2 separate regions of the Mus musculus genome follow, and region 2 is linked to region 1. The links are chromatin loops, found by intact Hi-C in ENCODE. Cell type or tissue: left cerebral cortex. All regions are shown on one strand.

Region 1 (4,000 bases):
CCAATGTCTGCCACAGACAAGGGGACACTTGAGCATGTGACTTTGGCCAGCCAGGAGCCACTACTCACTGAAGTGGGGACAGGAGAAGCAGGAAGAAGGTTCTATGTTAACCTTCCCAAGTTAGCAGCACTCCTGCAGGATGGAGCCCAGTGCATTGAATCACATTCCCATTTGGAGATCAGCATGCTCGAAACACAGCCCTGAAATTCTAGGGAAAATGATATTTAAAGGCACTTATTAAAGATACTCAGAAGGCCGTTCGAATGTCAAACAGCTGTGAGCCATCCCTAATTTGATGATCTACGTGTTAATGAACCCCAGACATGCAGATTAAACTCGCTTTAAATTGCACGTGGTTTTAAAATGTATTTCTCTCCAGCATGTCTGGTACAGAATGAGGTTAGCGAAACACCTGTGAGTCAGGCCCACTGATGCGAGGACAGAGCCGGAATCCGTGATGGTTCTAGATCCAGAACCTTGCAGCCTGTGAGAAAAAGAAAAAAAAGTGGGGCTCACTTGGTAGTGTGCCCGCCTAGCATGTACAAGGCGTGATCCTCTGCATTTCATAAGCTGAACGTGGTGGTACATACCTGAAGTCCCAACAGGACAAACTGGCCTCTTGGGGTTCTTTCATTCAGCAAATTTATCATGTTCCCCACACAGGACCCTTGCTATTGGACACCCCCGGCTATGGTGGCCAATGTGCCAGCACCTTCTGTCACTTCTGCCGCCCGCATGTTGCCATGGGAAAGGTGGCACTGGAGCCTCCTGAATGTGACAGTGTGACAGATTAGAAGTCCTGATCCAGAGGAGATGAGGGATGGAGATGGTCTCTTCCCTGTCAGTCCTCAGCTATTTTTACTTCTTTCTGAACTCTTGAAAGACAAGGGGCCTCTCAAAGTTATTCTCTGGGCTGACAGAGTTGTGGATGGTCTTGGATGATTATCAATGTCCTCGAAGTCTGAAACCCTGGGGTGCAACAAGCTGGGGTTGGGAGAGGGGAGTTTGGGCTGCTGTGTTCAGGAGGCTGGGCTCGGATAAAAGGACTTCAGAAGGGAAAGAATTCGGGCTGAAGTCATAACAGGCCCGAGATCTCAGCCTCCCAAGGCCTGTGGTCTCCCATCCTTAAAACAGCCCTGGCTGTCCCTGCCCTCAACTTATTCTAAGACTCAGATGGGAGACAAGAATTCTCAGCCTTATGCTGCTTAATCTCACATGTCCCATTGGATGCTCAGGAACAGGTTTGTCCCTGTGTCCTTAAAGGACCACAGCATTCCTGCTCCCCAGCTTCCTGAAACCTCCCTACTGTGTGGAGGGCAGTCTCTCCAAAGTGAAGGCCAGGCCAGGCCAGGCCAGGACAAGATCTCTCAGTCACTATCTTCCAGCTGTGCACAACGGACAGGTCTCCTCGTTCGTCTCAGTCTCTACTTTTGCCCAGTGGAGATACCAGGCCTGAGTGTGGTGTGAGTGCCAGGATTCTAGTGCACATCACATTCGTGACTAAACTCCTCCTGTGGTCAATTTCAGCAATAAGATCATCATCTGCATGATTATGGACCCAGGGTCAAGTCTGACTGTGTCTTTAAGGCCAGCATTCAGGAGGTGGAGGCAGGAGGATCAGGAGTTCAAGGGCATCCTTAGTTACCTCGTATGTACTTGCACACACAGTTGGGACATGCCACCTTTGATAAGCAGATTGTTGGAGACTCCAGGTGCTGGATGGATGTACCCCTTCACGTGGGTGGAAGGATTATGGAGACAGATAATAAGTCCATGGAAACAGTCGCTTAAGTGTGGCGACTTTTTCTACCCCAATTCAAATCACTTGAAAGGATACAACCAAGAGAAAGTTCCTTCATTGGCCTCACAGGATGATTTCTTCCCTGCCCTGGCCCCCCTTTCCCAGACACTTGGTCCCAGGCCCTCTTCAGCCCTGTACTCTGGCTTTTCTGCCCCTGAGCACTGCAGACCTCCAGGTGGCCCTATGTGGACAGCAGAGGGAGTTCCTGGCATTAGGATGGAACAGAGAGTGCCTGGTCACTGAATGGGGCTGGGGATCAGGAAATGGGAGGGATCCAATGTGAGAGACACCAATTGGCAACTGCTCTGGTGTGTGTGTTTGTTGGGGGGAAGGGCCAGGCCAACAAACATGTGGTCTTGCCTGTTACTGGTTTTTGTCTTTAATGATTGACATCCTAGAGCCTCCCTCTTTGGCTAGATGGCTGGGACAGGTCCCTGTGTCCTTCTGTAACACAGATGGTGAGTACTGGCCTCTCTACATGGAGAGGGAACTCAAACATGGAGCCCTGCTCCCAGACACCTGACCTATGTCATATAGGTCACATATATTTCCAGAGTTGTCTGCAAGGCCCTGTATATCCTGTCTCTGAGACACTAGCTAGCACGAATGCAGCCCTTGTCTCCTCTGGGCCACGTCCACTGTCCTGCCAGCTGCATCAGGACACCAAGTGGCAGGTGGATGGCGTCATTCATCTGTGAGTCTAAAGGTTAATTTAAAAGTCAGTGGCAGGGAGATGGCCTCCTCCACCTGACTCAGCTCACAGCCCATCAGAAGGGTCACCGCCAGAGTGCTCCTCTGTGGCTGGATCCCAGGAGCCCTCCCATGGCAGCCTGGACCCCTGTAACTACCCTCTCGCTCTGTACGTGACCTTGACTGAGCTCCTTCCCATCCAGGTCTTAGGGCAGTGGCCCAGGTTTCCCTGAGTGTCCTCCCAGCCTGGACCCTTTAAGGCTGCATCTCTCTGTTCACTGGCCGTATTGTCCTGCTGCTCTGGCACCCTGGACCCTTTGCACTGTTATGACTAAGCTTTTGCACTTGCAACACATCCTGCTTGGGTCACCTCCTTGTCACCTGCATCTACCTTTCGGGGAGTAGTGATGACTTTTCTCCTTGTTGTAATGAATTACCTGATCAAAACAACATCAGAGAAGTCTTTATTCTGGCTCACAGTTCCAGGGTGTCATGGGGAGGAAGTCATAGTGGAGGGCCTGTGTGGCAGCTGGTCACATTGTATCCATAGTCAGGAGACAGAAAGTAATGAACCATTATTATTAGTTACATTGTATCCACGGTCAGGTGACCAGTGATTATTGGTTACATTGTATCTACAGTCAGGTGACCAGTGATTATTGGTTACATTGTATCCACAGTCAGGAACCAGAAAGGGATGAACAGTGCTTAATCGTTCTCCCTTTTGTACAAGCTTGTGGGATGGTGCTGCTCAAAGGCAGGGTGGACCTTACCTCTTTGGTTAAGATTTTGGAAATACCTTCATAGTCACATCTGGAGGTATGTGTCCCTGGTGCTTCTAAATCCCACCAAGTCTACAACTGTGATTTAACTACCACCACCTCATCCCTTGTTAATGTGATATCCAAATAAAAATTTTGTTTGAATAATATTCCACCCATCTCCCCAAAGCCTGGGTTCATCTCATATTCAAAATGTGTTCATCCTAATATCAAAGGTGTCCTTAGTCTTTAAACAGTCCGAACACTGTTTAAAGTCTAAAGTCTCTTCTGAGACTCAAGGCAATTCTCAACACCGTGAGAGCGTGGTAAATCAAATACCTATCTCTAATGAACGATGATGCAAAATGGACATGCCCATCCCAGCAGGAAAGAAGGCAGGCACAGCAAGACTAAACCCATCAGGACAAACACCAAATCCTGCAGCTCTGTGTCAGGCACCTGAGACTCATGATGGAATCCCCTGGGCTCCTAAGGGCTTTGGTAGCTCTGTGTCTCTGGCTCTGCTGCCTGCAGAACACACAGCGTTTCTCTAGAACTGGCTCCTCTCCACGGCTGTAGGTTACCCATAGTTCCAGCATCTCCAACATTGTAGGGTCTCCATTGCAACTTAGGGGATCACCTTCAGAGATTCACACAGTGGCCTCTCAGATCTTCCTTTCAGAGACTCCACATTGCCCTGCTTCAGCTGCTTTCTGGAATGCTACCAAGTTCTGCTGCTCACTTGAGA
Region 2 (4,000 bases), 140 kb after region 1:
TGGTGTTTCCGGATATGGAATAGATAGGACGCCTACTGCATTTCTGTTTGACCTGTATAAGCAGAAACATTCTCAAACAAATGAAAGAGAGGTTACATTGGCTTGTGGCTGAAGGGAAGCTTGGCTCATGAACCTACGAGCTTTACTGTTAGCCTTTCTCCTGTCCTTCCCCAGAAGGACCTATGGCCTAAGGGTAACTGCACTGGGTGAAAGGACACAACCAGACTTTCCAGGGTCTATTGAATACTGGTTCTGAATTGACGTTGATTCAGGGAGATCCCAAGAAACATTGTGGCCCTCCAGTTAAAGTAGGGCCTTATAGAGGTCAGGTGATCAAGTAATGGAGTTTTGGTTGAAGTCTGACTCACAATAGGTTCAGTGGGTCCTGGAACTTATCCTGTGGGCTTTTGTCCCCATCCCCAGATTGTCTAATTGGGATATATACACATAAAGATGTTGCATATGTGTGTGTGTATACATATATATACACATACACACACACACACACACACACACACATATATATGTATATATATACATATACACATATATATCAGTGTATATACATGTATATATACATATATGCATACACACATATATATCTCCCATATATATGTAAATGTGTATGTATGTGTGTATACACACACACACACATATATATATATGTACATATACATATATATATATATTAGAAACATATATGCTATCAAATTCTCACATTGGTGCGCTGGCCTGTGGATGGAGTGAGGGCTGCTATGGTTGGAAAGGCTAAATGAAAGCCTTTGGAGTTGCCTATGCCAGGGAATGTAGTGAATCAAAAACAGTATAATGTCTCTGGAGGAATTATAGAAATTTGTGCCACCATCAAGGACTTGAAAGGTGCCGGGGTGGTGGTTCCCATCACATCTCCCTTTAACACTCCTATCTGGCCAGTGCAGAAGAAGAGCAGGTCCTGAAGTCAGGAGCAAATTGTGTGAAGAAGTTGCCTAAATCCTATGGTTTCTTCTCCCATTATAATGCTGTACCCTGCTGCCAAGCATGTACCTATAGCATCCTGGGTTGTGCCCTATGATTGGCTGACTGAGGAAGAGAGACTAGGGTCTGATTTACAGTTGGTTCTGTATGTTATGCAGGTACCACCCAGAAGAGGACAGCTGCAGCATTACAACCCCTTTCTGGGACAACGCTGAAAGACTCGGGCAAAAGGGAATCTTCATAGTGAGCAGAGCTTTGGGCATCACACATGGACATACATTTCATTTGGAAGGAGAAACGGCCAGATGTGTGACTGTTCACTGATTCGTGGGCTGCAGCCAATGGATTGGCTGGATGGTCAGGGACTTGGAAAGAGCATGGTTGAAGAATTGGTGAGAAAGACATCTGGGGAAGAAGTATGTAGATAGATCTCTCCAAATGGGCAAAGGATGTAGAGGATATTTGTGTCCCATGTTAATGATCTTGTAAATGTGACTTCAGCCAAGGAGGAGATCAATAATACAGTAGATGGGATGACCTGTGCTGTGGACAATCAGCTTCTTCCTCCCATCATTCCTGTCACTGCCCAATGGACCCATGATGGCAGAGATGGATGTTGTTGATGGGCTTGACAACATGAACTTCCACTCACTGAGACCGGTCTGGCTACAGCTGCTGCTGAATGCAAGGTTTGCCAACAACAGAGACCAAGACTGAGCCCCAGATATGGGTCGGTTCTTCGGGGTGACCAGCCAGTGACCTGTTAGACTCCTTTTCCCAGGGGAAAGACAAATGCTTTGTCCTTACTGGAGTAAAGACTTGTTCTGGATATAGATTTGCCTTTCTTGTACGTAACACTTCTGCCAAAGCCACCATCCCTGAACTTACAGAACGCCTTACCCACCCTCATGGTATTCCATATAGTATTGCTTCTGACCAAGGCACTCCACCAGAAGTGAAGAACTACAGCAAGCCCACAATTATGGAATCCTCTGGTTGTAACATGTTCCCCTACTATCCTGAAACAGCTGGGCTGATGGGAAGATGGGATGGCCTTTTGAAGACAGTTACAGGGCCAATTAGGTGGCAGCAGCCTGGAAGGCTGGGGTAGAGTTCTCCAGAAGGCAGTGTATACTTTGAATCAGTGTCTGACATATGGAACAGATTCTCATATAGCCAGGATCCACACGCCTTAATCCAGGAATCAAGGGGTGGAAAGGGGACTAGTTCTACCCAGTATCATTTCTAATGATCTCCTAGGACAATTTCTGCTTCCTGCTTCTGTGACCTTAAGTTCTGACGACCTAGAAGTTTTTGTTCCAAAGTGGGGAGTGCTCCTGCCAAGAGCTGGAACAAACAGTCCATTGAACTGGAAGCTCAGACTTCCCTCTGGCCACTTTGGGCTTCTGGTGCCCTTAGGCCCACAGTCTAAGAAAGGAATAACAGTGTTAGGAGGGGTGATTGACCTAGATTAGCAAGGGAAAATTGGATTGTTCCTCTACAATGGAGGTAAGAAAGATTATGTCTGGAGTGTGGGAGATCCTTTAGGGTGTCTCATGGTGCTACTATGTCTTGTGATTAAAGTCAATGGAAAACTCTAAGAACCTAGTCCAGGCAGGCTGACAAAGGCACAGACCGGTCAGGAATGAAGGTATGGGTCACTCCTCCATATAAAAAGCCAAGACCTGTTGCCGTGCTCCTGCAGGATGAGGAAAGACAGGAGAGGATGGGAGTTCTGAACCCAGCTATCGCCATGTGACCAGTTGCAGACACGAGGATTACAACTGACATGGGTGTTTCTGTCATAGTATGTTAAGAATTATTTGGACAGATCTTGTGTTTTCTTTAATTTCTTTATCATGTCATGTAACAAAGTATCAGTGGCTATCTTTAAGTTTGAGATTATAAAAATAATATACCTTGAGGGGCACTGGCGCCTATTTTAAAATGTATACTGTTTGCGGTTGAACAGTGGATAATTTTATCATGTTCGGTATAATTGTAACCTCCTTAAATACATAATGTGTTTGTGATTGAAGGTACCATAGCTGCATCACGTTAGTCATAATTATGACCTGGTAACTGTTGCTGATGTCTACTCTTGGTTGTCAACTTGACTAATTTGGAATTCACTAAAACCCAAGTGGCTGGGTATGTCTTGGAGGATTTCTTTGTTCTTAATTAAATCATTTGAAGGGGGCAGGTCCACTTTTAATCTGGATCGTCTGGGGTGGGATGATACCCCTTTCATTGAGATTTTTGAGGTGGGAAGATCCACCTTTAATCCGGTCTGTGTGTTCTGCAGGGAGAAGGAAGTGCTCTCTCTCTCTCTCTCTCTCTCTCTCTCTCTCTCTCTCTCTCTCTCTCTCTCTCTCTCCCCATTTGCCCTTATTTTTTGTTAGCAAGTCCATTCCTTGACTGGCATTAGAGCCTACTTCTCTACTTCTTCAGGGTTCTGACAAATACTGAAGACCAGCAGAGACATCCAGCCCCATGGACTGAACAACTTCAACTGGTAGACAGCTATTGTTGGGGACACACACACACACACACACACACACACAGTCAGTCAGTTCTGTTCCTCTAGAGAACCCTGTTAATACACCCCTCAAGTCCAGAGTCATGCTAATCACCTCTGTCTTGCTGCACGTATCTTTTTAGTCACCCTTCATCTGTGTAAGCCAAGGCTACCCCACCTCTTTCAGTTACCCCACACCACTTCCTTCTCTAGCCCCACAGTAGCTCAGTTCTCTGGAATCAGCCCTTCCTCCTACGCCCAGCTGTGTACCTGAACAGGTAGCTTGCTTTCTCTGAGATAGCCCACTTCTCCTGCCAAGCTCCAGGGGTAACCCTGCTTCTGGTTCAGAGGCCCAGACCTACCCCTCCAGGTGTGCCTACACTGCTCTGCCGAGGTGCTGTAGGGTGATACAGTAGTGTGGTGGTGGGTGTGACAGTGCCACGCTGTCTGTGGTGCTGATGCCCAGGCTCCCTGTCACGCAGGACAGATCCCACTAATTCATGTTTG

The links. A loop is a pair of places that touch in the nucleus more often than their neighbours do. Peaks named below come from ENCODE experiments on the same cell type or tissue, not always from the same donor. Only the 100,000 strongest peaks of a DNase experiment are listed, where the experiment ranks them.
Region 2: a loop joins it to region 1, with 2.6 times the contacts of the local background. A loop is called at or near these places in 7 of 42 quality-filtered maps.

Annotation. Positions count from the first base shown.
Region 1 is chr4:139,879,959-139,883,958 of GRCm38, forward strand. No RefSeq gene overlaps it. Among named protein-coding and RNA genes, the nearest start is that of Gm1667, 29 kb to the right of the region's middle. In left cerebral cortex, a CTCF peak has its summit at 1,983 (motif pointing right); no DNase peak of the experiment used is centred here.
Region 2 is chr4:140,017,281-140,021,280 of GRCm38, forward strand. No RefSeq gene overlaps it. Among named protein-coding and RNA genes, the nearest start is that of Gm52685, 51 kb to the right of the region's middle. In left cerebral cortex, no CTCF peak of the experiment used is centred here; a DNase peak (open chromatin) is centred at 2,323.